Regions from separate parts of the Homo sapiens genome. Here regions 1 and 2 are each linked to region 3. Evidence: chromatin loops called from intact Hi-C (ENCODE). Cell type or tissue: endothelial cell of umbilical vein. All regions are shown on one strand. Each heading gives the region's core, and the rest is flanking DNA. Links, peaks and the distances in the headings are about the cores only. Region 1 has its middle 170 kb from the start of USP25. Region 2 overlaps MIR99AHG (mir-99a-let-7c cluster host gene). Region 3 overlaps MIR99AHG (mir-99a-let-7c cluster host gene).

Evidence for each region. Peaks named below come from ENCODE experiments on the same cell type or tissue, not always from the same donor. Only the 100,000 strongest peaks of a DNase experiment are listed, where the experiment ranks them.
Region 1: a loop joins it to region 3, with 2.3 times the contacts of the local background. A loop is called at or near these places in 4 of 110 quality-filtered maps.
Region 2: it touches region 3 in a loop (13-fold over the local background); 86 of 110 quality-filtered maps call a loop at or near these places.

Annotation. Positions count from the first base shown.
Region 1 is chr21:15,889,793-15,900,186 of GRCh38, forward strand. No RefSeq gene overlaps it. Among named protein-coding and RNA genes, the nearest start is that of USP25, 170 kb to the left of the region's middle. In endothelial cell of umbilical vein, for the core only: no CTCF peak of the experiment used is centred there; no DNase peak of the experiment used is centred there.
Region 2 is chr21:16,324,624-16,335,017 of GRCh38, forward strand. All of the region lies in intron 4 of MIR99AHG (mir-99a-let-7c cluster host gene), which reads left to right. Among named protein-coding and RNA genes, the nearest start is that of SNORD74B, 45 kb to the left of the region's middle. In endothelial cell of umbilical vein, for the core only: a CTCF peak has its summit at 5,907 (motif pointing left); a DNase peak (open chromatin) is centred at 5,898.
Region 3 is chr21:16,076,935-16,087,328 of GRCh38, forward strand. All of the region lies in intron 2 of MIR99AHG (mir-99a-let-7c cluster host gene), which reads left to right. Among named protein-coding and RNA genes, the nearest start is that of MIR99AHG, 12 kb to the left of the region's middle. In endothelial cell of umbilical vein, for the core only: a CTCF peak has its summit at 5,743 (motif pointing right); DNase peaks (open chromatin) are centred at 5,177 and 5,697; H3K27ac peaks cover 547 bases.

The DNA of each region.
Region 1 (10,394 bases), core at 4,008-6,507, 190 kb before region 3:
GTTGCAAATATTTTTACAATTAGTTTATTTATTATTGCATTATAACCATGCTTACGTAGTGGTGCTCTACTATTTCTGCCTTAGGTATAATGTTTAGAATTTTCTCTGGTCAGGGTTATAAAAATACTCATGTTTCTCCTGATATTTTTATGATTTCATTTTTAGATCAGTCTTTAATGCAGTTGACAGTTACATTAAAGTAGTGAAATAGTCAACATTTTCTGTCAGTATTATCTGGTTGTCATAATACCATTTATAAAATAATTCCTGCTCTTCCTCATTGATCTAAAATGTAACTTCCACTAGATAATCATATTTATGTTTGATATTTACAAATACTATTCAGTTCTATTTTGTCTGTTCAGCTACTTTCACTGATTTAATTATTGTTGCTTCTTGTTTGACTATATATTTAAAATATTTGTTTTATAACTAATACAAGGTTTCATACCTAATAGGTCAAGTATTACTTCCCAACACATACACCCTTATCTCTTTCATAATTCCATACTCTTTTACAGATAAACTGTAGAATTATTTAATCTTCCTTCAAATACAGGTTCTATTGGTATTCTGATTATAATACAGGATACATAGATACATACGACATTGCATGGGTCACATAAATTGTGGCACCTTTTCAATATTAATATTCTTATTCATAAAGAATATTGTTTGTCCTATTAGGTTCATATGCCCCTCAGTAAAGTTTTTAGATTATTTTTCTTTAGTCAGGTATCTTAATGTGTTTTAATGTTCTTGTATTTATGAATGTGCTCCTTTTTTCTCCCCCTTTACAAAAATGTTTTCTAATTGAATATTTTCATTTTTTAAATCTCAGAACCTCTTCACACAAATTAGTAAGGGCCTCAGAGAACTTTTATGTTGGCAGGTATGTCTGCTAATATTTACCACTTCAGAAATTAAAAATGTAATTGAAAAGTGACATGTCTATGTAACATTTATGTTAGCATAAATATTTTAAGTGAAAAATGGCTAAATTTTTTGCCTAGCCCTTCTTTTGGAGGCTTGTAGGGAAATAAAATACTGATTATATCTGTCCCTGTACTCACACTTCAAGAATAACACATAGAATTAACTTGGAATTTGGACTAGCAAAGACTGAATTATTGATCATCTTAAAAATGGATGGAAATCATTTTTCATGGTAGTCGTATGATTTCTTGGCAATTAGCTAATTTCTCAGGAAAATTAAGGGTGACAGTGTGGAAGGTAGGCATCTCCGTCAGTGTGGAAATACCACCCTCTAAGACAACTGCTTTATGCGTGGGTTGTACTTCCCTTGCCGCATAGTTTGAAAATGTCTCCAGGAAGAAAGTTTACCGGGTGTGCTTTACTGCTCTCAAGTATTGCAGCCTTGTGCTATCCATTGTCCAGACACTGAAAAGAATTGCTTCATATATTTTTACCCAACTTTGATTATTAATGGCAGGAAAGTTATTCAGATACCAACTGTTCCATGATGGTTAAATCTCAGAAATCTATAATTCTCATAGAAGATACCATAGGAGAGTATCTTTAAATCTTGGAATAACAATGGGTCTCTTCATACACACACACACACACACACACACACACACACACACACACACACACAAATTAAACATGGTGGAAATTTTTGACAAATTTAACCACATTAAATATTCTGTCCATTAAGATTCCCCAAAGATGGTGGAAAGATGGCAGGTTAGTGGGAGAAGATATTTGCAGCATGCAAGGCAAGATGACAATGCACTAATAACAAAATTTCATAAAACAATGGACTTGGGGCTTGGGAAAAATAATTATGACATGCTTTCTGAAGTGTCCCCAGATAGTTTCATAAAAAATGGAGCAAATAGGCTAAAGAAAAACCCATAGACATCATGTTCAAAAGAACTGATGACAAGGCATGTTCATAACCCATAAAATACAAGTGGATGCAGCTAAATAACTGCAATACTTTTGAAAGAGTTTGGCAGGTTTCGAAGATGTGAGGAGCTACAAAGCAGATTAAAAAAAAAAAAAAACCTACCACACATACATTTAAATCAATACAAACATGCCTGATAATTAAAACAAAAAAGGCTTGAACAAGCACTTTACCAAAAAAAAAAAAAAAAAAAAAAACAACGAAAAACTAATCAACGTGGAATGGTGTTCAGTCTTATTAGCAGCCAGGAAAATGCAAGTTAAGGCCACAAGGAGATAACACCAAACACATGTAAAACTGAAAAAAAACATTTAGCCATCCTCACTAGCAAATGTTGGTGAAGATGTATCTGTAGTAGTGGGAACACTCATTATACTGGTGTGTGTGTAATTCAGTCCAACCACTTTGGATTACTTTAAAAATCTGAAGTTATGAGTATATTCAGCAATTCCTAAGTATTTTTTCTAAAGATATCTAGATACATGCGTATCATTTTACATGTACAAAATGTTCCTGGAAGCGTAGTTTGTATTAGCAAAAACTGGAAACAAATATCCATCAACAGTAAGCACATATTGCACTATATTCATATAATGGAATACTGTACTGCAATAGAGAGCAAACCACGGTGCATGTATCAACAGGAGTGAAATAGTATTGAATGAAATAAGACAAAAGCACATATAGTGTAATTTATTTAATGTTCCAAAAAACCTTAGGTAAACCCAAAACATACAAGAATGCACTCATGTATAGTAAAACGAAAAAGACAGAAGGATTGCCATGTAAGTTAGATTAATCATTACTTGTAGGAGGGAGGAAAGATGTATGGTTTGAAAGGGACATTTGGGAGTGGCTATACTTGCTTCTAATATTCGATTTTGTAATCTGTAAGTTTGCAATTGAAGTTATACACTTGGGATTTAGAGTAGGATTGTCCCTTGGAGATATAAAGTTAAATACAAATATAAATCATCAGCTCTGAGATGCATTTATAGCCAAGGAAATTCATGATACCATGTAATGAAATGATAACGAAGAGAAGGGCCTACGACGAGTTCTGAGGAGCACTGAAAGGTTCTATGTTGGAGGGAAAATCTGCAAAGGAAATAGAGACGAATATTGAATGAAGTAGGAAAGTCTGTGTCTCTCAGGAGAATTCTTCCAAGCATAAGAAGTAGGCACCTGTGTGAAGTGCTTCAGAGTAAAATGAGGATAGATGAGTAGGCAATCTTGACAAGGGTTATTTCCGAATGATGGGGACCAAGGCTCGTCAGAGTGGCTTCAAGAGTTCAGTGGGGACTTCTTTTCCCAGAAGCATGCATCATACAGCTGGAAAACACTCCCGTTAACAAGACACAGGATTGAAAAAAGTATTAATATTGAAACAGTTTTCATGCATTCCTCAGACTAAGAAGGAAGGAAACAATATTCTTAGTGGCCAAGAATCAAGGAAACCTGAAATCATTTTGACCAACTGATCTAAAAGGAGGAATAAATTACTTTTCCAGTCTCCCCATAGGAAATTTTACAAAATTATTAATATGTGAAGGGGTGTGGCCCAAAATGAATAAAATTACAGAGACTACTGGATTTAATGATATTTATTGGTATTTGTCATATTTTTGTAATTTTAATTTTCATCCTAAATAACTTTCTTCACAATTTTACATTTTAAAATTTAACAACTTGTCCTCCCAGTATAGATTGGATCGTTAGGCCATGAAACATAATTCTGGTGAGTAAGCAGGGGAAAAAAAAAAAAAGAGCCTAGGGCCCATGCAAAAGGCAAAATTATCAGGAAAAAGGGAGAAAACTTTCTCCCCCAAAAAAGACAAGAAAACAACTTGCGTTTTTTTATAATTTACTCTAGATGAAGGGAGCAATTCATACAAGCTGAGTATTTGGTTATGTGTGTTTGAGGCTAGAGTTGACATTGCATAGATTATCTGAAACATCTCAAAATGAGTACTTTCAAATGGCTCCAGGTTTGTAGTGATCCCAGGAACCTGGCAGTAACAAAATTAAATCCTTTGTGAGTTTAATTGTTAAGTGTTGGCTTTGAGGAACATAATATTTTATTTTATTTGATATATATAAGCTGTGACCAAAAGGTAAATATAAACATTTGTAGAAATTTACCAAAAAAAAAAAAAATTATTTCAGATGTGGATGGTGTAAAAGAATTGACAGAAATAGCATGATAAATATAATCATGTTTATCAAATTAATCATCCCAAAAATGGGGCCTAAATTATCTTTAGAGCCTCTCTCTAATTTCATGGTGAGTTGGTTTGGGAGAGGAATCTCCCAGATCCCCGTTCAAGGGAGCGTTTCCTGCTGGCACATCCTTCAGGGTCTACCTCAGCTGCAGAGGGTCACTAGAGGGCTTACTTTTCCTGCGGTCTCCCACATCTTGGGCCCATGGATGCATGAATAAGTGGTCAAGCCACTTTGGCCCAATGCAGGGCCACGTATGCCCTAGAGTCCTTCACTGGGTTGACCATGCCATTGATCATCATAGTTGTACTTCTCTCTCTACCCAATCCTAACTTTCCTAATTCTGTCCACAGATGCTGATTGATCTAATCTCGGCTTGTGGAGGACGAACCTCTTGCATACACTTACCCAAATAATTTACTGTGATTAGGTTTCTTAGGTATACCGATGCAAAAACAGAACGAAATTCATCTTGCAAGCAACTGTCTCTCATTATAGGTTAGTAAATGAGTGTTTTGTTTAATAAACATATCTATTAATTTTATTAATCCAAACTAGTTCACCTAATAGTACTCAAAATAGCAAAGATAAATGGTTAAGCTAGAGGCTTCCCTAACATGAAAATTGACTAATAATTTTGTTAAATGTCTCTATGCTGTCACCAGTGTGTATATATTGGCCATTCTTTTGATCACTTTATTGATATATTTTGCTTGCAGTTGAAAAAAAGATAGTTATACTTAGATAACTTGATTGCTGTCTTCTAAATTCCCAGTAGGTGGTGTCATAATACTGTATTTAGGGATTTTTTTTTATTTATTTAATAAAGTGGAAAAAGAAAGTGCAAATGTGTTTACTTAAGTATATGTACTTGCATTTTAAAAGTGTTTTGGTTTTATTATGAGATGACACTGTTATAAACAACTTAATTCCTTATATGTTTCTTCAATTCACATTTTTACTAGAAAATATGTACTGACAGTTTTATTCTTTTATTCTCTAGAATGATACAAAACTACCTAGTCAAAAGAACAAGATGGCCACAATGTTTACAGAAATATTTTCTCATGATCTTTTTTTACTCTCATATCTTAGACATATGAAAAAAAAAAAACCGTACTTGTCTTGGAAGTCAAACCAGGATCTGTCATTATAATTATTGTAACCTTATTTACACTCAAAATATTTTCTATTTTTGGCTACACTTTTCAAAAACTCTCTACATCATAAATAATTCACCTTTTTGGAATTTTGGCTATTTCTAGTTGAGTTGTAAGTAGTTCTAATTTTTCTACCTTACATTTTAGTAATCTTTATATGTTTACTTTCACAATACAACATGTGCTCAGATAGTTACAACTCAGATAGTAGTGTGGCCTCTATGCAAGGATGACTCTCAACATTCCATGAAACATTCCATGTTTTTAATGTCTTCCCAGCTGGGTCATAAGCCTTTTGAGTGTGTGGCCCGCAAATTAGTAGGTTCTTTTGTTTTTTGTTTTGTAATCACCGAAATGCCTATATATAGTAGTGTTTGGTAAATACATATTGAATAAATGTGATGCTATGTAAGTTTAAATAATTCTCCTTGACTCTCCCTGTACTCCAGAGATTAGGTGACTTCAGTGTGAAATCTATTGTTTTGCTAATTTAATGCTTGTGATACTTCAGTAGTCAAGAATCTGAAGATCTGTACTCTCCACGGGTTGATTTTTAATGGAATGATGTAAATTGTTTTGAGTAGAAAGTGAAACTAGGCTGAACTTGGCTGATGCCCACCTATGTTGGAAATATTTAAACCAGCCCTAGCCAGAGAGAAATTGCCCATCTGGTGGTCAGAACTTGAGTTCTGGCAAGACTCGCTGCCACAAGCTAAAGTGCTCTGGTGCCCTAAATTAACTTGAAAGGCAGTCTGGTCTAGGTGAATCCAGGTGCTGAACTGGCCTCAGAACCACTGGACTTGGCGGTGGAGGGGGGCATGTAACTTACTGAGACACCAGCCAGGATGGCTAAGGGAGAGCTTGTGCCACCACCCCCCAAACCCCAGGCAGCACAGCTTGTGACTCCAAAAACCCCTTCCTTCCACTTGAGGAGAAGGGTGTGGGGCTGTAGTAAGGAGAGCTTTCTCCTGCATCTTGGATACCAGCTCAGCCACAATAGGATAGGGCACTAGTTAGAGACATGAACCCTCATTTCCAGGCCCTAGCTCCTGGGTGACATTTCCAGACACAGATCAGAAGGGAGTCTGTTGCCTTGAAGGGAAGAGCCCAGTCTTGGCAGGATTCATCACCTACTAACTGAAGAATGCTTGGGCCCTGAATAACCAGCAGTAATACCCACGTAGTATGCTGTGGGCCTTGGGTGAGACTCTGAGACTTGGTGGCTTCAGGTACCAGCTTGGCCACAAGGGAGTAGTGCACCAAATGGGCTCTTGGAGATCTCTGATTTAGGCCTTGGCTTTTGGACAGAATGTTTGGACCTGCCCGTGAAAAGATAGGGAAGAGTGAGAAGAACTGCATCTCATTGTTTGAGTGCCAGCTCAGCTGCAGTAAAATAGAATTCCAGGTAGATGTCTCAGATTTTTGACTCCAGTCCCTGGCTTCTGGATGGCACCTCTGGACATGCCCGAGGCCTAGGGAGCTCACTGCCCTAAAGGGAAGGACACATGCCTGGCTGGCTTTGCCATCACCTGATTTGTAGAGCCCCAGGGACTTGAGTGAACATAGGCAGTAGCCAGGTCGTGGTTACAGTGGACCTTGCATGAGACACAGTGCTGTGCTGCCTTCAGGTCTAACCCAGGGCAGTCCCAATAGTAGTGGCGACAGGGGTGCTTGTGTCACCTCACCTCCAGGTGGCTCAGAATGGAGAAAGACTCTTTGTGAGAAAATAAGAGGACAAGAGTCGCTGTCTAGTAATTCAGAGAATTCTACCAGATCTTTTCCAAGACCACCAAAGTGCTACATCTACAAGTCTGCAAGAACCACAGCATTACTGGGCTTGGGGTGCCCCCTAATGCAGATATGAATTAGGTCACAACACCCAAGTCCTTTTGAATGTCTGGAAAGCCTTCACAAGAAAAATGGGTAAACAACAAGCCCAGACTATGAAGACTATAATAAATACCTAACTCTTCAATGCTCAGACACAGATGAGCATGCATAACCGTAAAGACCGTCCAGGAAAACAACCTTGCCAGATGAACTAAATCAGGCACCAGGGATCAATTCTGGAGAAACAGATATGTGACCTTTTGGACAGATAATTCAAAATAGCTGTGTTGAGGAAGCTTAAAGAAATTCAAGATCACACAGAGAAGGAATTCAGAATTCTATCAAATTCAACAGAGACTGAAATAATTAAAAGGAATCAAGCAGAAATACTGGAGTTGAGAAATACAATTGGCATACTGAAGAATGCATTAGTCTTGTAATAGCGAATTGATTAAGCAGAAGAAAGTGAGCTTGAAGAGAAGCTATTTGAAAATACACAGAGGAAGCAAAAGAAAAAAGAAAAACAACGAAGCACACCTACAGGATCTAGAAATAGCCCCAAAAGGGCAAATCTAAGAGTTATTGGCCTTAAAGAGGTGATAGAGAAAGAGATAAGGGTAGAAAGTTTATTCAAAGGGATAGTAGAGAGCTTTTCAAACCTAGAGGAATATATCAATATCCAAGTACAAGAAAGTTATAGAAAATCAAGCTGATTTAACCCGAAGAAGACTACTTCAAGGAATTTAATAAATCAAACTTCGAAAGATCAGGGAAAAAGAAAGCATTCTAAAAGCAGCAAGAGAAAAGAAATAAATAACATTTAAAGAAGCTTCAGTACATCTGCCAGCAGACTTTTCAGGAGACAGTAGCATGATATTTGTAAAGTGCTGAAGGAAAAATTCTCTTACCTTAGAGTAATACATCCAGCAAAAATATCCTGTAAACATGCAGGAGAAATAAAGACTTTCACAGACAAACAAAAGCTGAGGGATTTCATTCACACTAGGCCTATCCTACAAGAAATGCTAAAGGGAGAACTTCAGAAAGAAAAAGACATTAATGAGCAACAAGAAATCATGTGAAAGTATAAAATTCACTGGTAATAGCAAGTACACAGAAAAACACAGAATATTATAACACTGTAACTGTGGTGTGTAAACCACTCTTAAGTAGAAAGACCAAAAGATGAATCAATCAAAAATAATAACTACAACAATTTCCAAAACATAGTACAATAAGATATAATTAGAAACAACAAAAAATTTAAAAGTGGGGAGACGAAATTCAGTTGTAGAGTTTTTATTTTCCTTTTTCCTGTTTGTTTATGTTGTTACATAACATAAACTTAACAGTGTTAAGTTGTTACCAGCTTAAGATAATAGGTTATAAAATAGTATTAATATTTGCAAGCTTCACGGTTATCTCAAATCAAAAAACATAATGGATACACACGCATAAAAAAACAAGAAATTAAATTATACTACTAGAGAAAATCACCTTCACTAAAAGGAAGACAGGAAGGAAGAAAAGGAAGGGAAGACCACAAAACAACCAGAAAACAAATAACAGCATGGAAGGAGTAAGTCCTTACTTATCAATAATAACATTGAATATAAATAAAGTTTCCAATCAAAAGTGGCTAAATGTATTTTTTTAAAAAAAGATTCCATGATCCATTGCCTACAAGAAACTTCATCTCTAAAGATACACATATACTGAAAATAAAAGAATGGAAAAAGATATTCCATGACAATGCAAACCAAAAAAGAGCAGGAGTCACTATACTTCTCTCAGACAATTAGATTTCAAGACAAAAGCGATAAGGAGAGACAAAGATTGTCACTGTATAATGAAAAACGGGTCAATTCAGCAAGAGGATATCACAATTTTAAATATATATGTACCTAATGCTGGAGCACCCAGATACATTAAGCGAGTAGAGGTAAAGAGAGCGATAGACTCCAATACAGTAATAGCTGGAGACTTACCAACACTCCACTCTCAATATTGAACAGAGAATCCAAACAGAAAATCAGCAAAAATGCATCAGATTTAATTTGTACTGTAGGCCAAATGGACCTAATAGATATTTACAGAATATTTTATCCAATGGCTGCAGAATACACATTCTTCTCTTTGGCACATATATTATTCTCAAGGATAGACCATAGGTTAGGTCACAAAACAAATCTTTTTTAAAAAATTTGTATTTTGGGTTTGGAGGTACATGTGAAGATTTGTTACATCGATAAACATGTGTCATGGGGGTTGTACATATTATTACATCACCCAGGTATTAAGCTCAGGATCCAATATTTCTCTTTTCTGTTCCTCTCCCTCCTTCCACCCTCCCCTCTCAAGTATACCCCAGAGTCTATTGTTTTCTTCTTTGTGTTCATAAATTCTTACAATTTAGACAAAACAAGTCTGAAAGCATTAAAAAAAGAAATAACATCAAGCATCTTCTCTGACCATGATGGGATAGAACTAGAAATTAATAACAACAGAAATTTTGGAAACTACACAAATACATGGAAATTAAGCAATATGCTTCTGAATGAACAGTGGGTCAATGAAAAAAATTAAGAAGGAAATTGAAGAAATTAAGAAGGAAGCATATGTGCCTACATCGAAAAAGAAGAAAAACTTGAAATAAACAACTTAACGATCCATCTTGAAGAACTAGAAAAGCAACAGCAAACCAAACCCAAAATGAGTAGAAGAAAAATAATAAAGATCAGAGCAGAAATAAATTTGAAATTAAAAAAACACAAAGGATCAATTAAACAAAAAAGTTTTTAAAAAGGTCAACAAAATTGGCAAACCTTTAGCTAGACTAAGAATAAAAGATTCAAATAAATAAAATCAGAGATATACAAGGAGACATTACAACTGATAGCACAGAAATTTAAAGGATCATTAGTGGCTACTATGAGTAACTTATGCCAATAAATTGGAAAACATAAAATAAATGGACAAATTCCTAGACACATACAACCTACCAAGATTGAACCATGAGAAAATCCAAAATCTAAAGAGACCAATAACAAGTAAAAACAAAAGCCATAATAAAAAGTCTCCCAGCAAAGAAAAGCCTGGGATTCAGTGGCTTCCCTGCTGAATCCTTCAAAACATTTAAAGAACGATCAATCCTACTCAAGCTATTCCAAAAAAATACAGGAGGAGGGAATACTTCCAAACTTATTCTACAAGGTCAGTAATAACCCTGATATCAAAACCAGACAATAACA
Region 2 (10,394 bases), core at 4,567-7,066, 250 kb after region 3:
ATATATTTAAATAAATTATATAAGTATATATAAGTAAATTATATAAATACATATAAATATGTAAACATAATTATATAGATATATAATTATAAAGGCAATAGATTCTAAAACTCAAAACAGACACATATAAAGAGAAAGTTACTAATCATTTCCTCCTGTCATCCTGAGGCAGCCAATGTCAGAGTGTGGTGTGTGTTTCTTTACCTCACTCATGAGCTTCTCCAAGCTCAGAAAGCACAGATGCACGTTTGTACATCTCTTTTGTTAGAAAGAGAGATGTGGTTTTGTTTCTGTGGTTTGTTTTTATACAGAAACTATCAAACACATTGCTCTTCATTTTGTTTTTTATAGATACCCCTTCAAATTAATATACAGAATATTCATATTAAGGCATGCTATTTTTAATTTAAGGAAATAAAAATCTGGATATTCATTGTCTTTCTTTTATCATAGCCATAGTAAAAAGTACCAATATTGTCATGGACTGCAAATCTCAGGGATATTTTAACTCCAGATCTGGTAATCGCATGAAAATGACTCTGATGTCTATGGGAAAGCAGGAAACCAAGATTTACAAAGTGAATTGCAATTTGGTAGACAATGTTCTTTTACTGATCTACTTGTTATCTAGTGCTATCTATCTCCAAAAATACCTGATCCTCATGGTAGAATACATGCTTCACTATGATATAATGGTTGTAGTTTTCAGACACCGTATTTGGTGAAAAAAATCACATTATAAAACCATACGTCAGTAGAAAGGAATGAGTTAGGGAATAGATTTGCTAAGCTTCTACCAATGGTATAAAGGCGGATGCAGGATTTTCTTTAGATTAAGACTAGGTATAATGAAGAGAGCAAAAATAAGTTAAGCCATGGATTAATCCAAGTGAATACAGTTCAAGGAAAATAAACATGATACAATCATATGTAAGAGTAAATAATATTCCTCAATGAAAACATTATAACAATTTTGTTTAGAATGCCATAGGCCATCAGAAAGCTGTATATATATATATGTATTATATATTGTATACACTCATCTATTACATATTTAACATGTATTACATACATATTAATGTTTATTATATATTCATATTTCACGTAGTATACTGATATAGTATACCTACCATACTGTTAGGTGCATCTGACTTTTTCCATCTTAAATTTTGCATGCACAAAGTATATTTCTTGTACAAAATTTAAATCCTAACAATAATATAGCAAAGGTAGATCATGCTTTTGAGAAGCTTTTTAAATTAACAAGTGTTTAAAAGTCTTTGTATATATGTCTGTTACATGTGTGTGCTATGTGTGTGTGTGTGTGTGTGTGTGTGTGTGTGTGTGTGTGTTTAGCATTGAGCCTAAGTTCCAAGCAACCAGTGTGGGTCAGGCAGATTTAGTTCAGCTGGAACGTAAGGAGAAAATTGACAAGAATGATTCAATTCAATCTATCAACATTGATTAAATGCTTACTATACACTAGGTACTCTTCTAAACGTTCAGGTCATAGTAGTGATCACAAAAAGTCCCAAGCAAACATGGTTCTTATATTCTACAGGTGGTGCTGGGGGCACATAGAGAGGAGGAAGACATTAAGCCAAAAACCAAACAAATAAAAAGCATCATACTGTTTTTGACAGTGTCAAATAGTGTGAAGAAAAATAAAGTTGGTTGGGTGTCTATGGGGAGTGTTTCTTCTATTTTTGGTTGCAGATGATTTTTTGCAGTTGGTAGCATCTGAGAAGAGACCTGCAAGAAGTGAAGAAGTATGCTACCAGGCATAGCCCGGGAAAGGGCAGCCCGAGGCAGGGAAAAGAGCCAGTGAGGTTTTCAAGGAGAGCAGAGTGTGGCATATTTGAGTTATACCAAAGACAATAAAATGGTGAAATAAGGCCATGAAAGGCCTTGTTGGCCATATCAACAATATTGGATTGTTTTTCCTAAGTCAGTTGGGAAGCCCTTGGAGGCGTTTGATCAGTGACGTCTCAGTTCATATCATAGATAAGTGAATATGCATATTTTAAGAGTTCACTCTGCGGCCGGGCGTGATGGCTCACGCCTGTTATCCCAGTACTTTGCGAGGCCAGGTGGGCAGATCACGAGGTCAAGAGATTGAGACCATCCTGGCCAACATGGCAAAACCCCATCTCTACTAAAAATACAAAAATTAGCCAGGCGTGGTGACCCACGCCTGTTATCTCAGTTACTCGGGAGACTGAGGCAGGAGAATCGCTTAAACCTGGGAGGCGGACTTTGCAGTGAGCCGAGATCACACCACTGCACTCCCGCCTGGTGACAGAGTGAGACTGTGTCACAAAAAAAAAAAAAAAGAGAGAGAGTTCTCTCTGCTACATAAAAACTAGCCTGAGAGGAAACTGGGAAATTGGTTCAACGCTTATGGCAGTACTTTGGAAGAGTGAACTTGTAGACACTAGGTGCTTCAAAACAGAATGATATTAATAACATAATATTTGATTTATAATTTATCTACTTCTCACAACAGAATAGAATAATATGTGTAGAGCTTTAAAGCAATACTAGCATACAGTAAGTTCCATGGAAATTCTAACTATTAACTTTATCCTCTGTATCATCATAATCACCATCATCATTATCCAAATCCTTAATAGATGCTCTTGGGAAAAAGGTCATTTTAAATGATATTACAAATATGACCCTCTTTTCCTCACTAAAGTCAAGCATAAGTTAAAGGATTTGAGGATGTGCCCTATTACAGAGTTGTTTAAGAATTTTACGTGTAACATCCAATGTTTTTTTCATCCTTAAGTTGTTGCATGAGTTATAATTAAACCTAATTTAAAAAAACAGCTAAACTAAATTGGCATTGTTTCTATTTACATTTTAAAAATTAAATCCTAATCAAACTTTTCCTCTTCATTTATATGAAAATTTTGTCTCCAAATGTGTACATTTATTTTCAGCTGACTTTTCCCAGCCTGTTCCTCTTAGATAGAAATGTCTTCTCTGTACTATTGTTTTTATATGATTTTTTTCAATGCTCAACCCTACTTGATATACATACATATACACAACCATGTACAACATTCACTGTACTCTTTGAAATTCATGGCTTAGCACATGAAAAGTAGCATATTAAACTTTAAAATAATACAAATATATTTGGTTATCCTTGAAAAATATAAACATTCGCAAAAAATATCACCAGCCGCACATACATATATTCATATAAAATAATGTATATTAATAAAAAACTTATATAGGCAATGATACAATCATTAAGTGTTAGCTTGGAAGTAGATGGTATCAGAAAATTAGAAAATAGTTCTTGTGTAAGTTATTCTTCTACTAATTGGTTCTTAGTTTCCTGAGGACTGCTTTCTTAAAAACAGATTTACATGGTATGCAGATCAGTTTTGTGTAGTGTTTTTGTTTTGTGGTTACTATTATTTTGTTTGTTTTATGTGTGTATTTTTTAAAGTCTGACAGAGTGATAAATGGTGCTAGTTTTAACTTGAGCTTCAAATACTGATTGATATTTTTTAAACATACACCTTTGATACAATAACAAAACAAATAAAAACAGAGCGTTAAGTCAAATGGAGAAACTAGCACAGATAAAATGTTCTAGTTTTCTGATCTATGCCTGGCAAATAAATGTATGTACTTAGGGAAATTTGGTGTGTTTTCCTATGTGATACATAAACTGGATAATTTTAATATATTCCCCATTTTGGACATTATATTAGAGTGAGAAAAACAGAAAATATATTTAAAATCATAAAAAGTATTAGTAAAGTTCTGAAATTAAAATAACTCCATGAGTATTTTTTTAAGAAAATATTTTCAATTTAGTGATAAATGAGTTTGTATATATACGGCCAAATCCAAAATAGTCTAAAGCTAAGATTGAGGCCTGTCTCAGCTAAATTACATAAAATCAAATGATAAAAGTTGACACTTAACTCATCTTGGACTTTGGATGTAAAACATATGTTGCTGATGTTAGTTTGACATGTGTCAAACACCTTCAAAATGTATGTATGAATATTTATATTCTTCATACATACCTGTTTATGGGATAATATTGAAATTAAATAACATTCTTAGAAAATTAATGTGACAATATCCAAACAGAATTGAGATCTCAGACACAAAACATCTGAGTTTAGGCCTATTTGCCATTGACCTATTACTAAAGTGCTTCTGAAAAATGTCCTCACAGAAGGTTGTTTGGCCTTTCATCCTGCTCCAAAGTGGGTGAGCATAGCTCAGCTGATGTCTACAAACTGTCAGATTCTATGAGCAGAGATCGTGTTTTTCCTTCTAACAGTATAAGTTGCCGTTGTTTAATCTTTTGATGTGGCTCTGGAAGAGAATATGGTCATTGGTACTCACTCTAGGGAAGAAAAAGAGCAGTTGGGGGTGGAGGGAGGAGGATGCAGATTGAAAGACGTAAAATAGTGGCAAAAGACAGTGTTCCTTCTCCAGAGGTGAAGACCTGAGTCCCAGCTGGGAGACATGTATCAGTTTCTGTGCCTGGGAACTTCACATCTTTGGCACCTATCTTGTGCTCAGTGTAAGTCCAGCATTAAGATATATGTATTTTTCCTACTGCATAGCATCTAAATGGAAACCAGTCATATCATTAACTGGTTAATTAACAGATAACAAAGAAGCCAAATTAAAAAACAAAAATAAAAATTCTGCCTTTATTAGACTAATTGAGAGGCCCCAGGTTTTCACCATGCATGGTTGCTTTAGAACCTAACTCCCCAGGAAGATGTGGCTCCATTCTGCTAGGAAGCAGTCTAGAGCAGCACTATGCAAAGTGGGGTCCATGGGCCAGGCCCTTCTGAGAACAGTTTGATACCCATTAGAAAACATGGAAGTACAAAAATAGAGAGTAAGCCTTTAGAAAATTTCATAGAAAATCAACCCAACATTTGTCTGTTGATTCAAGTAATAAAATATGAATGTTTTAATGTCAGTTTTTACATTTAGTTTCTCTAGTTATCCACTTTTACTGTAAATTGGAAAACATTACTTCATGATTTAGGAAAAAAATAGTCTGGCTTAGACCACAGTTAGTTTGAGAAGCACTGGGGTAGCACTTTTAGAGTTTCAACACAGATCAATATAAGACAAGTGTGATCAATGGCAAAAGTATTTTCAATCCCTTGAAACATCAAGGCAACAATGAGGTTGCATAATTATATCCCTAAAGAAATTTACATCTTTATTAATAAGCTTTGTCCTCTCTCTTTTCTTAAGTATTCATGTAAAAACATTCTGAATGCAAAAAATCATATTTAAACACTAAATAGAATGTCAGTAGAATTGCATTTGTATGTGTTAAAATCCTATTGTCATTTTACTATAAACTTCTTCTCTCCTTGCTGTTATTGCCTAACTTCTACAGGGCATTTGTATGTGGCCTTCTTAAAACATTTACTGGAAAGAAACTTAATAAAAATAAATTTATCAATCCAAGATGTGATTTCTCATGAGAATCTTGAATATCTGCATTTAGAAATTATATATATGGTCATTTATAGAAAAAAGGAAAGATCTCCTTAAAAACTGGAATAAGAAAATGATTTATATAGTCATGCTAACAAAATATCTTATTTTAGCAACCACCTGTCTATCACTCTTACCAGTGAAAATTATTCATAAAATAGCTGCTCCTTATAACTAGGGGTAAGAGATATGCAAACAAGACTGCTTTTAATCTTGAAAAGCATGCAAAACAAAATTTAAACATAGACATCAAAAGAGAAAAACTGTTCTCCAATTTGTCACCAAGTCATTGCTCCCTATATTAAGTCCAGCAATTCACGAAACCCTCACTCATTGTTTGCAGTGCCCTGTAGCAAGCTGGAAGTGTCTTTATATGTATTATTAAATTGCCGTTACTGCCATCTAGTGGGAAGAAATACTCCCTGTCACTATGTCAGGGATTGTACATAAAGCCCTAAAGTTCTAAGTGTAAAGGGAAAGCCACAGTTTGTGTGAATCGCAGAGAGCAAAATGGCAAACTGAAGACACAATCTCATGACAATAGAGACATAATAGACATCTATTCACCGAATAAGTTAAAGAGGTATGTAGGACGAAAAGAAAGGGTGTGGGGAATGCATGCATTCACGAGAATTCATTTTGTGTACACCCAAAATTACATCTAAAGTATTATTTCTTATTGAACACAGGTTACCTGAACCAGGACATTTTATTACATGTAGACTTATTTTGTCTTTACCTTTTGAATGTAGATGGATTGTTTTGCATGTGCTTATTAAGTCTTAAAAATGAAGACAGCTTAGATCTGTTCTTAAAAGGTAAGGTTCATACGAAACACTGTAACGAGGGAATCTTGTTACAATGCAGATTCAGACTCCCCGGGGGTCTGCATTTCTAGCAGCTCTTAGGTGATACCATGCTCCTGTTTATAGTCAGATCATACTTTAGGCAGTTACAGGCTTCGAGTGGGTTACCAAAGGGAAGGAGTCCAGAAATGAAGCAAACTCCCCCACAGAGTATATTTCACCGCTTGTTATCTTGTTGTTATAATGTAATAGACTAGTTCATTCAATGGCCTATACAGTCAAATTGCCAAATTCATTTCTTGAGTTTGTTACTTAACTATGTAGGTAAACTTGGACAAGATATTTCACATCTCTATGACTTAGTTTCATCATCTGTAAAATAAAATAAATCATAACTAAATATATCTAAATAGACATACATAAATAACTATCTCATGGTTCTTATGGGAAATAAATGAGCTAAAATCTCAGGATGAGCCATATGAAATTGTCCTCTTTATAGATGAAAAATAAACATCCACAATTTTATATAGTTAAAACTAAGTATGTAAATTATTTAGTATAATATGTAGCACCTAGTGAACAATAAATGTTAGTATCAGCAACAATTGTCACTGGGTAAATTCATAGACACATGAATGTACTAACACCCTAAAAAGTTTCTTTCAATGAAGAAAATTTTGACATCAAATACACATTATGCAGTAGCACATATAAACCACGAGGACATAAAAAAAAAACAAAGACTCTGGATAAAATTAATAATATGATAAACCTGTTCTGGGGAAAATAGGCCATGAAAGTATCTATTGTTTTCTAAATTATTAGAGCAAGCATACTTCATGTTTTTGAATTCTTTGTCGTTCTTACGCTGTAAACATTTTTACATGATTTCAAGCTATGTTACATTCCTTAGTTGTATGGTGAATCATAAAATGTGTGATAAATTATTTATATTTATAAAGTTTTGCCTCAAATAATAGCATTTAGCACTGTGCTTTGATGAAGGGACATTCATTTGTATGAAAAGCAGTTCTGCTTCTTTTGAGTACATTTAGTCACTTTGCTTAAATGAATAGATATTTCCTAATTTTGACCCTCAGGTTTTAAACTTTGCTTGAAGTGTACTGATTTTTGCTCTTGTGAAGTATTGTTGGTGAACTACAGAGAAGCATGTAACATACTATAAAACTATAAACTTTAAAATTATGAGTTAGAATCTGGTTGGTATTAACTTAAATTGATGTTAATGGTTACATATACAGGCTATCAACTGAGATATATTGTAATTCTTTCTAAGGAGTCCTTCTTTTTCTAAAATTTGAAATCTTTTCAACCTTTTGATGTATATAAAATATTTGTTATAAACCTGTTTTATAATGAAAGTAATTTTTATTACCACGTAGTTTAGAGACTAAACTTGTAAGTTTCAAGGTTAGTGGAAGAAAGAATTTAAGCCACTATAATCTATTCCACATGGGCAACAAAGTACATTTAAGGAATAAAACTATTAGACTATATTTATTGAATGATGAAACTCAAGCTGGTGTTATATAAAGTGATGAAGGAATTACTGAATTCTCTTTTTTTCGTTTTTTGAGATGGAGTCTCGCTCTGTGGCCCAGGCTGGAGTGCAGTGGCACTATCTTGGCTCACTGCAACCCCTGCCTCCTGGGTTCAAGTGATTCTCCTGCCTCAGCCTCCCGTGTAGCTGGTATTACAGGTGCCCACCACCATGCCTGGCTAATTTTTGTTAAATTCTCTTTTCCAAAGATGCGATACTATTATTCTGTTGCAGCAACAAAAACTGGGTATACACACAAAATAATTGAAAACATGATATTTATACATCTAGGCTCATGTCAGCATTATTCACAACAGGCAAAAGATGGAAGCAATCCAGATGTTCATTGGAAAAATAAAATATGGTGTGTACAGACACTGGAATGTTATTCAGCTGTAAAAAGGCATGATATTCTGATACATGCTATGGCATCAAAGATCATTGAGAACATTATGCTAAGTAATATAAGTCAGACACGGGAAAACACATGTTTTGTGATTTTAATTATATAAGGAATCTAGGATAATTAAATACATAAAAGCACAAAGTAGATCAGTGGCTACCAGGAACTGAGAAGAGGAGGAAATGAGGAGTTAATATTTAATAGGTACAGAGTCTCAGTGTGAGATGATGAAAAAGTTCTATAGTTGGACTGGTGATGGCTGCGCTTTACACTTAAAATGACTAAAATGATACATTCTATACTGTTTTGTATATTCATTTCAGTACAATAAGAATAATTTATAAAAGACGCTAATGAGCTCCTAGTCATCATATGACACAAAGGTGTCTTTTAGGAACCATGAAATTAATTTAAAAAAAAAGTCTACTCTCATACCTACACAGCTATTTTCCGTCTGTTATGGTAAGAAACAGAAGTTAAGGTTGTTAACAAAAATAATTTGGAAAGCAAGACAGGAGATCAACTGTTTGCATCACTTTAGGCGAAGTTAATTGACACTCAATGTCTGTCTTTGTCTTTTCAGGCTGCTAAAACAAAACATCGTAAATTGTCTGGTGAGGGCCTACATTCTGGTTCATAGATGGCATCTTTTCACTGTGTTCTCACATTGGTGGAAAGGAAGAACTCTGGTTTCTTCACTTCCTTATAAGGGCACCAATCTTATTCACGAGGGCTTCACCCTCGAAATAATCACGTCCTCAAAACCCCCACCTTCTAATATTCTAATACCATCACGTGAGGGCTTAGGTTTCAACATAAGAATTCGGTGGTGGTGGGGTTGGGGGGAGAGGGAAACAAACATTCAGACCATATCAATGCTTTATTTTTCTCTTTTTAAATCTGGCCATTGTGAGAATTACAGGAGAATTAAAGGCATCTGTCATCATCCCAGACACATAGTAAGTTCTTAATATGGGTGGTTATTGTTATTTTTTCTGATGTTGTTATTGCTTGAACTTTCAAGATGTAGGGACAAAAGTTTTATATAAATAACAAGAAGTTCAACTAAACACTGTATTGTACATCCTGTAAATATGTAGAATATGGAGGCACAAAAATGAGCTTTAGGACCAAAATACAAATATGTTAAAATAGTTTAGACTCAAGTGTTAATGCTAGATGGTCAGTCCTGAACTTTGCCACCCTACTATTATCAGAGAAGTGAAAAATAATAATTTTTTTTTCTTTTTTCTTTTTTTTTTTTTTTTTTGAGACGGACTTTTGCTTTTGTTGCCCAGGCTGGAGGGCAACGGTGCAATCTCGACTCACCACAACCTCCATCTCCGAGGTTCAAGCGATTCTCCTGCCTTAGCCTCCCAAGTAGCTGGGATTACAGGCACCTACCACCGGGCCCGGCTAATTTTGTATTTTGAGTATAGACGGGGTTTCTCCATGTTGGTCAGGCTGGTCTCAAACTCCCGACCTCAAGTGACCCACCCGCCTCAGTCTCCCAAAGTGCTGGGACTGCAGACGTGAGCCACCATGCCTGGCCTCTAAGAATAAATAATAATCTTACCAACTATTCTATATAAGCATTTTTGGCCCACTGAACACTGTGATATGTAACTTCATTGCACCTTCACATCAACCCCACCAAAATATACGTAACAATAGGCTAACTTTAAAATTCCCAACTAAAACAAAAATTGTGACCAGTAAATTACAAAGTTAATAAGAGACACAGTCAAGGTTGAACACCAGGTCTTCTGACTCTAAGTCAAACTCTCTCTTTATTCCCTGTTGTGTATCATAGGTTGCTGTAGACCAAGTATTGAAAATCTTGTGTTTTCTTCATTTTGCATTCTTAGTTTATGGGATTATTCAGAAAAAATTAGGAGAGAATACAGTAATTCAAAATCTACAGATTTTTTAAGACACAGATTTTTGGACATCAGTGTTCAAATCAATAGAAAGTCATGCTTCCCTTCAGCAGCCTTTATTTTGACAATTTTAAGGGGCAGGTACACTAAATTTCTGCTGATTAGATGGAATGAATCCTATCCTTAAATCATAAAGAGTGTTAATGAATCTGGTAGCAAAAGTTGATTGCAGACTT
Region 3 (10,394 bases), core at 4,582-7,081:
TACCATATGTCAGAAACTGTGCAGGCAATAAAATGATCCTCTCATGAACTCCAACTTCAACATTGTTATTGATTTTCATAATGAAAACACTATATCAATATATGTTCATGTATAATTGAGGTGTTTAGTTTGGTTACATAATTTATGGTACCCTCTTTTAAAAAAATCTAGAAAAGCAGAAGTTTTGACCCCTATGATTCTCATTTGAATGAAACTCCACTCCACTGTGCTCTCCACTGTGCCTTTGCCTCTTCTATGATCCTGATACCTAGAACTCAATACACTGCTCCTTGGAAGGTTTGAGGAATGCAGGGTGAAGGAGGACTATCATCTCTGTGTTTGGGGGCCACTAGGCCCATGGATGTGGTGCAAAGACCTCAATAGCAGGTTTAAGGATCATATTCTGATTTTGCCCATGCCTTACGCTATTCTCGGTACAGTTAGAATTTGATATTATTTTTTCTCGCAAGATTCCTTGATGTTCGCATTACTAATAATTACCTTTGTGGGAAAGAATCAAGGTCAACATAGCAGTTCCTTTCATTGCTTCTGAACTTACTGAGAAAGCACTTAAAGTATAGGACTTAAGCACTAGTAAAGTACTTAAAACATTTATTTTCAGAATGTTAATTTTTACACAGTGAAAACTAGAGATAATAGTGTCAATGACTACTTAGTGATCACTTAACTCCATGAGGTACTGTGAGAAGTGGTTAGGAGCATAAAATCTCTGTACAGATGCCTGGTTCTGATTCTGAACTTCATGACTTAGTAGATACATAACCTTGGACAAGTTACATAACTTCCCCGGGCCCCAGTTTTCTCATCTGTGCAATAGTACATACCTTAAAAGACTGTGAGGATTCTAGTGCATTTTTGCAAAGGATGGCATTATAAAGATGTGCAAATTCATGTTCTTTACTCTTCGAAGTATGGAATGTAGAGAGTATGTGTTTGTATATATTTAAATAAATATTAATGCAGTGTAGTTAAGTGCTATACCAGAGATGTATTTATGCTTCATAAATACTTTTAAAGTTTAATTTTACTTCACCTCTTTAACCAAGTTTTGTTTTTATTTGAACAAGTTGTCAACCATTGTTATAATCATCAGTTTTATCCCATCAAATATTGGTTTCATTTAAAAAGTTGTTTAAAAAGACTCTATGTTATTTTAATAATATCTATATAAGTTTACAATTTCAGGCAACTAATAATATTCAATCCATTGATTCTACTTTTTCCTCCATTGCTCAGTGTATATATCAGAAAATACAAATGTCCGAAGTCACATGTAAAAATACATGAAACCATTTATTCTGATTTTTGCAAAGCTCGATGGTAGAGCTAATATTTTAGACCATGATACCCTAGAATGACCAGAGGTTAGGTTCCTAGTTAGTGGCATTCTGTAAAGACAATTAATCCATAGTCCAAGTGTCTAATGTTCAAGAATCAGATACTTGATCACGTAGACTGTCCTTTAACAATCTCCATTGTACTCAGGAAGAAAATAATAGATTCTAATCCGAAGACCTGACCTAAAACCCTTTGTAAGTGCTCCAAGCCTCACTTTTCTTATTATGAAATGGGGATAGTAATGCCTAACTGGAAAGATAATTGTGTGGGCTAAATAAGAGGACCTGTGGAGTACTGTTAGGTTTTCTCTTCTGTAAGTTTTGCAAAGTCTGTTCAAGTGTGTGTTTCAATGTCAATGAGAGCAACAGGACTTCAAATAAAATGCAAGCTTCTGAGGAGGCAAACTCTAGTATGATGTATTCTATAGAATAGAGAATGACAAGATTCTTTAAAAATATTTCTCATTAAAACCCCCATTAGTTCAAATGATTTCAGGGGATTGTGAATGCAAGTTAATTAAATCAGAATTCTTTCTCATCTTATCCTGGGAATGACTGAAACTAAAAATGGTTTCATTTTAAAAAGAGGTTCATGAGCTCGCTCCCTCTCTCCACCTCCATCTCTATCTCTGTCTTTCCCTGCCTCTGAGAGAAACTGACGTATTTGGGTAGAGAAGAGCATCAGTAAGTGTTTCCAGTGATTGAGGCAGAGGGATGTTCAAAGGCATGAGTATTTTTAGATTAATAGTAACGATGCAACTAATTTTCAGGTGTCTCATTAAGGTGAAAAATAATATACTATAAATAGCATCATATTTGGACACCTATGTGCCAATTTTATGATGCTTTTACAATTTCATCTAATCTATTACAATTTGTTATTACTCCCTTCAAGTTTTATCCATGCTTTCATGGTACTAATAATGAAGATGACGATCAACTGAACTTTGCCATGATATTTTGTAGGTGTACCTGTTGTTTGAACTATGTATATAAATCATAAAGCAAAGAAATTACACATTCTGTTTGGGATATCTTATAGTAATATTGCCTTTTAATAATCCCCGTTTCTCCTTTTATTTAACAGCAATTACCCAACATCCTATTAAACATCAACAGAGATCGTCTTGCATGTCATTATAGTGCAATAAGATCTGTTTAGCTTTTCAGCTCTTACAAGATATTCATTTTGCAGTGGAGTTAAGCTTTTCTATTACCTTCCTAGGATGATGGTTTAGGAGTCTTTAAAAATTTTTATTAAACTCATTTTAGTTATTTTTTCCCTTTGTTAGTTAATTGATTTTTCTAGGACTGAGAAAGTGGGTTTTTAACATATCTCTTCTCTAGGGATAGGCTTCAGTATGGGGGCTGTTGGAGAGACCATATACCCCATTTCTCCGGGGATATGTCTAGTTTATGCCTATTGTACCAGGGTAATTATTGATGGTGCCCTCTTTCATTTTCAGTAGTGACCCATTTTTCATTAGAAATTATGTGGCCATTCTATAATATAAAGTTAATTTCTGAATGTTTTGGTAAAGATTATATTTTTGGATATGCAAATCTGTTGTCATCATGAAAGTATTTGTACTTTGCAGATTGTGTAACATGAGTTTAGGTTTTGCAAATGTGGTCACTACAGTAATAGATAATTTTGTTGATATGTGTTAGACATGCAATGAGTAATTGTTGATCTAAACTCACTCATTTGAGCATCAGATTTCATTAGTACTCTAGTCTAGACTAACAGCAGGAAGAAGTCCAGCATGTCAATTCATTTAACAAATATTGGTTGAGCACTATGTGCCAATCATTGCTATAAGCACTGAGGGACACAGCAGTAAAGCAAATAGACAAAGTCCGCTGTGCTCATAAAGCTTGTGTTCTGAGGTCCTTTATAGGGTAATAATATATATTTATTAAGTTATACCAATGACATTTTGCTCTCTTATACAAATTGCTTTGACAAAAGGAAGGTTTCATTTAAAATCCAGCCTGTTTTTATTCAGACTGCTCCATGATGTAGGCTAACTTTATACCATGAATTCCTACTGGGTACGTTTTTCTTTCTCTCACTCAGTAGCTTACCTGACATCTTAGGCCCTCCTGGAGTTGATGGTGCCAGCTGCCCATGATTTTTATGTTTTATTTAGTCAAGAAGCAGCTCAGAAATCCTAATAACTTGAGATCTTCTTATGTTCTAGCTAACACACAAAGGTACATGGAAAATGTACTACCTTATTTGTTTTTGGAAACTTTTCTTTTCTCCCTGAGAACAGGTTATTGTCATTTTTGCCTATATATATAAAATTCATGTTTTTAAATGTATCCTCGAGCTTTTCAAGTGATTTCTCTCCTGTGGAAGCACCTTCTCTTGTTATTTGGCTTTTTATAAAGCCCACGAATATTTTAAAATTTTAAATGACTTATGTGCATAAAAAAATAAGCAATTTATATATTAAGAATACATATTTAAGCAATTTATCTGTTAAGAGTACATATTTAAAATGAGAACAATTATATCATAAAACCAGAACTGTTTGGAGTTTGACATAGACTTGAGACAATTGTTTAATTCCTTTATTTTTTAAATGTGCCCAGAAAATGTGTAAAGAAATGGTATTCAACTTGCTCAGATTTACAGAGTAGTTTGTGATAGACTCAGAAAAAAAAGATTTTTTAAAATTTGAATTTTTAAAGTTTTGATTATAAAAATATTTTCTCTGCTCTAAATTTGAAAAATTTTAGAGTTATATGAAAGAAAATTGAAATATTTAGTTATTTTACTCTGTATAAATTACCATAGTTGCACAAATTCTAAAAATACATATGTCTTTTGAATAATATTGAAGTTTCACTATATAAATATTTATATCTTGTTTTTAAACATGAAGAGAGAAAATATTATGTGGTATGATATAAGGGATGCACATTTAGATGAAAAATAAAGGAAGAAAGAATTGATAAGACAGGCATTTAAAAACCTAGGTATTTTTGAATTACAACTTCACAAATTATATGAGGCTATATAGGATATATATAGAAGTGAATATGAATATGTCAATGTCATTTCATAAAAATGTTTTGTGGTACACTGAAGAGAGACATGTCAAAGTGACAATGCTGTCATAGATGTGGATGCCCTTTCTTGCTCCTGGGAAGTAGTATCTCTTCCCTCCACATATACTCTGGGTTATACCCTCTCTTAAATCCTCATGGAATTTTTCCATCGATGATCCTTCTCCTGTATCATCACCTTCCTCTCAACCAGTTCTTCCCTCCCAGAACTCAAAAATGACCAACTTTCACTCATCCTAAGTAAACAGATGAGGAAAACAATAATAGCCACCCCCCATAAACCTATTTCCTCTTGTATCTCTTACTTATCCATTCTGTTGCTGGACACGAAGTCAGGAGAGCTGAGAAAAGACTCTAACTCACTCGGGACAAGTAGTGTAACTTCTTTGCACTCCAGCAGAATTGATAGTTTTATATTTCATAAAATATAAAACGGTGTTAAAAAGCTATAGTTTTTTTTTTTCCAAAAGTACTTTGTCCACCTTGAACACCACATAAATGTAAAGGAGAAGAGAGGAAATATCCTCTACAAGCTACTTTTTAATTGTTATTTTTAGGGAGCTCTAAAGTAACTCTAAAGGTGTTTTTGACATAATATAATTACCATTTACAGCCATGATCTCATTTCCATTTATTTATTTTGAGATTCTGTTCCCACTCAGGGTTCTAATGGTGCAGGGGTGGTAGTAGGGTCAAGTTATTTTAAATAACGATCAAGGAAACAATCTATTTTTAAAGGAAATAAGCTCTTTGTGCTATTGAACAAAGATCGCTGCACTTGAAGTCTATTTGTTACTCCAAAATTATTTCAATGAGAGTAGGAATCAGATGATCTCATATCTATTGCTAGCTATGCCACTAGTCATTTGTGTGACATTGGAAAACTGGTGTTTATTGGTTTATCAGGATGGACAGGAGACCAGATCAGGACTTTCAACAACTTTTCTTAAAGTAGAATTCTTTCTTAAATAAAATCGACTCGGAATCTCAAAATATTTTTAGAAAGTGCAATGACCCTGTTTGGATTAGGGTTGGGAACCTCAGAGCTGTATTCTTTTACTCCTCATGCACTTTAGGTGGTGCCTAAGATGCCCTCATTACAGCCTCGTAACTCCATGAGAATAAAGCCACTAGAGTAGATAATTGTTGACATTGCTTAGAGTTTGAAAATTAGACTGTTTTTTTTTTGTTGTTGTTTTGTTTTGGTTTTGCTTCTTTTGGTCAGCCATTAATTAATATAAATTAAACTTCCACTAGATGGCAGTAGATCAAATCTTTGATCTTGACAATCTTCAGTCTAATATTTAAAAGCACATATTTGGACTTCTTACACAAATTTTAGAAGAATTTTATTGTCTTATATTTTAAACTTTAAAATTCTTTTTCAACCTCTGAATTTTCACTTGGTATTCTGTTTTCAAGACATTACGAACTATTGGTTAGTCCAGTCTTTATGATGTCTGGTAAAAAATATTACTTGCTCTGATTATAGAAATTTTTAAAAATTGCATAATGTTCAAGTGAACACATTTTCATGAGCATCTAAATTTATTATTCATACAGTCTTGATTTTACAGCTTCACTGGAAGGCTAATTTTTAACCCAAAATTTACAGTGACCTGGTCATTCATTTTGCTATCCCATAACGCCCACTCCCTTCCACAGCAATGCAATTCCAATGATAGTCTGCATTGTGTATACTCTTAACTTTGCAGAGAGGGGATGCTTTCAAATTATATTAGATGATGGGAATTTGTGATAAGGATAACTAGCGAAATGAGGTATCTCAGGAAGCTGCTTCATATCCCTAAGGTTAAAGGTATAGTAATTTCTTGGAGGTACAGAGCAACACCTTCCTTTGGGATTCAGCAGGTCCTCCTGGAACCCAACAGCTCTGGTACCCTCATGCCAACAATGAGCCTCCCAGAAGTTGCCTCTGCTCCTCTTTTTGGATACCACTTATTTATACTCCCCAGGAAAGAAGAACTGGTTGAGTCAGTTTGTTGTAGTTGTACACAGATCATCCCTTAAGTGCAGTCTCTTGCTAAGTAAGTCCCCTGAGTTGGTTAGACCCGACTGAGGACAGCTTATTCTTTAACTAGTGTATTAGTCTGTCTCATGCTGCTAAAAAGACATCCCTGAGACTGGGTAATTTATCAAGGAAAGAGGTTTAATAGACTCATAGTTCCACATGGCTGGGGAGGCCTCACAATCGTGGCAGAAGATGAAGGAAGCGCAAAGGGACGTCCTACATGGTGGCAGGCAAGGGAGCATGTGCAAGGGAACTCCTCTCTATAAAACCATCAGATCCCGTGAGACTTATTCGCTATCATGAGAATGGCACAGGAAAGACTCGCCCCCATGATACAATTACCTCCCATCGGGTCCCTCCCACAACACTCGGGAATTATGGAAGCCACAATTCAAGGTGAGATTTGGATGGGGACGCAGACAAACCATATCAAATAGCCAACATAAAAGGTCAAAGTTTATGCCTGTTTTCCAGGTGAAACTAGTGATAGCTCTAGCTCCCCATTTTACTCTCAAAGTGATCCCAATTCAAAAGCTCAATGATATGATCACCTGAACACACAGTTATCTTTACCTTGAGAACTAAGTCTGATCTTCAAGCCAGAGTCGTAGACACAAGACTTGTCTAATGAAAATAATTGTCTGTGGCAACTTTCTTAGGAAGGAGCTGTGGGACACAGGTATTTAGAGTTGTATGAACTGCCAATTATGTAGTCCTTAGAAGAAAAGAAAAGAGAAATTAAAGATGAAAGCTAACTTTAAACTCAAATTCCTACCTCACTGGTTCAATTTTATCCACTAGATACCATCTTTTTCTAATGCATTGTGGAAAAGAGTATTATTTTCATTGTTAAGGATAGTATAAAACTAGAAAAGAAATTAAGTGGCTTGCCTGTATCACATTGTAAATATCAGAGAGAATTCCAAAATTAGAACTTTAGAGATGGTTAGTCACAATCTATTAGGCATAAGTAGTAGACTGAGTCTTTTAATTATCACTCTGTATAATAATTCACATGCCACCAAATGTATTGGAAATAGTTATCTTTCCATCAAAACTATTACCCCCAATTTTTTAAGTAATCATATTTTTAGATTTTAAATACATTTTCTCCCACATTAGTCCTCTATCACTTTAATGAGTATAGTTAATATGGTGAATCGTAGATTCTAAAGCCCTTTCTCTTTTTTTTTGCCCTCAGAACAGATTTATAATGAAAAAAAAACTTAAGTGACTGAAATGTTCAACCTGAGGAAGAGAAGCCAGACTCACTGGTCCCATTCCTCAGAATGTAGTTTCTTTCAGAGAGGGCTGTGATGAAATTTTGGCCTATCTCAATGTACAACACCAGAAAGAGAGATGATATTATAATTTGAGACATTTTGTTTAGAACGATTTCATGCATTCTTCTAATCAGAATGGGCTATTGAAAACATTTGTGCTAAGCCTGTCCTCTGGAAATCATTTATTTCATTTGTGGTATTTCAAACATCATCGTGCTGAGTTGGAGGGCAGTGGCCATTATAGTCATACAAATAATACTGTATCACTTTGTTTAAAGTATAGAAAGACCCGCTTGTTGGTTGAAAACCTCCTATGTCTTTCTGAAAGATTAGCTTCTGTTCACCAAATTCCATGTTATTTTCCTTCTCCTGAATACAAAGAAAGAGTAGATTTCTTAGCCGCTAAACGGTTAGGTGGCAGCATGTGACTAATTCTGGCTCATGAAATTTGATCAGAAGGCATCAGAGTCACTTCACCGACTCTGGCCTGTGTCCTGAGATGGCCAAGCTCCAGCATGGAAACAGCCTGGATTTCTAAGACTCTGCTTGGAAAGGAGCCGCACCAAAGTGAAGGATGAAGTGAAATACACTGAGTACTAAGTGAAGATGAAAGATTTTTATGACATAAGTTACTGAAATTTCAAGATTCATTTGTTACCATTGTATAGCCTGGATTTTCCTGACTACCATAGGAAATATATGAAGTTTAGCTTTATAATTTAATTTTATTTTTCTGACTTAGCTTAGTCTTTGCCGTAGCTGAGATTCTTTCAAGCAAGTAGTGAGTGAGATGGATCATTACTTAAGTGTTCATTACTTAAATGTTCATTCCAATATTACACCGAATTGGATGATATCTTGTATCATATGTTTATGTGGCCAGACTGATCAGTGACAGTTTGGAAGACATGTATCTGGTGCAGCTAAATTTTGTGAGCCAGAATTAGTCACATTTCATGAGCCAGAATTAGTCACATGGTGCCACCTAACTGTTTAGGGGCTAAGAAATCTACTCTTTCCTTGTACGCCGGAGAAAGAAAATAACGTGAGATTTGGTGAACAGTACAAAAGACATGAATTGAGATTATCATCCAAATCATTTTTAACCTGCCTAAAATATGAGAAATCATTTAGAACATATAGAATCTGTAGGCAAATGTAAGCTGTAAATCCGTATAGTAAGAGAAGGAAAAAGGCAGTAATATTTTGTAGTTTGTGATTTTAAAAAATCAACGTATAATCTTAGAGTTCTCAGATTTTATTTGTAAAGTAATAGTGTTGTGGAACTAGCAAATAATCATTAAGTTTCTGTGATACATTAACTCTTTCAGCATAAGAACATGTGAATATTTGCCTTGTAGATACGGCGATGAGAGGTTCTGGTTTATTTGGGGGCAGTCTCAGTTTATATCTTTTGTTTCATTACAATTCTTAATAGTGTCGCTTTTCATTCAAATATTACACTGAATTAGATGATATCTTGTATCATGTGTCTATGAGGCTAGACTGATCAGTGACAGTTTGGAAAACACGTATCTGGTGCAGCTAAATTTCTTTTTTTTTCCTCAGTTCTGTGGAACATAATACGGCATGAAAATATCATTATATGAGGATGTTACCACATCCCCATGTAATGGGATCAGCCCACAAAATATTTTTGAATCCATAACTTAGTGAAAGCATTGTGATGAGTACATCTAAAATAAACATTTCTAGGTTTCTGTGGATGGACTCAGGAACCTAATCATCAGGTATATAAAACATTAAATCAAATGAAAAGTGCAGTCTAGTTTTCAATAACTAACTTGCCAAAGAGCTTTAGGACGTAACTGTTTGTCATTTCAGCATAAGCAGTGGTTTTTAAATGCAGCTTTCAGTTGTATTAATTGTGTAGGTATTTTATTTTTTATTATGGAGAATTTTGAAAAATACCAAAATTACATAATAGTATATCAAACTACCTTGCAGCTATTAACCAGTCCAAATAGACATCAACCAATTGTGAGTTCTGTCCTATCCATACCCCCATCTAAATTTCCCCCTATATTATTTTGAAGTAAATCCAGACATCATATCATCTTATTTTTACATATTTTAGCATTTGTCCCCAACAAGATGTACACTTTGGTAAACATAGTTTTATGTGGTTTCTGTATAATAGCATAGATTGAACAAATATTTGTCAAAACAAATTTGGGTTGAAGTTTAACATGTCAGCATTTACCCACATTAAATAGTCATTATCTCTTGGACTAACAGTTTCCCAATATCACCTTAATCAGAACAAATTACCTTTAAATATTCCAAAAGTAAACTCTAAATTTCCCTTTAGACAATTTAGAGGGGTATGTATACGCTCCAATCCAGAGATCAAGGAGCTCTGAAATGGATTCTGCAGCTGTCTCCCTTTGAAATTCTTTGCTCTGACACTCCAGATAACAGTACGACTTAGCTTTCCTGGGAAGCAAATAGGCTGCTCTTCAAAGGGTGAATACCTTAGACTGACAGGTTAACTTCAAGAATGTAATTCTAATAAATGGAATTTATGGGGCAAATGTTAAAAACACTAAAAAATACCTTTTATTGGCCTGTTTATTGAGACTAGGAAGGAACATCATGTTACAAACAAATTCTGTTTTCTTT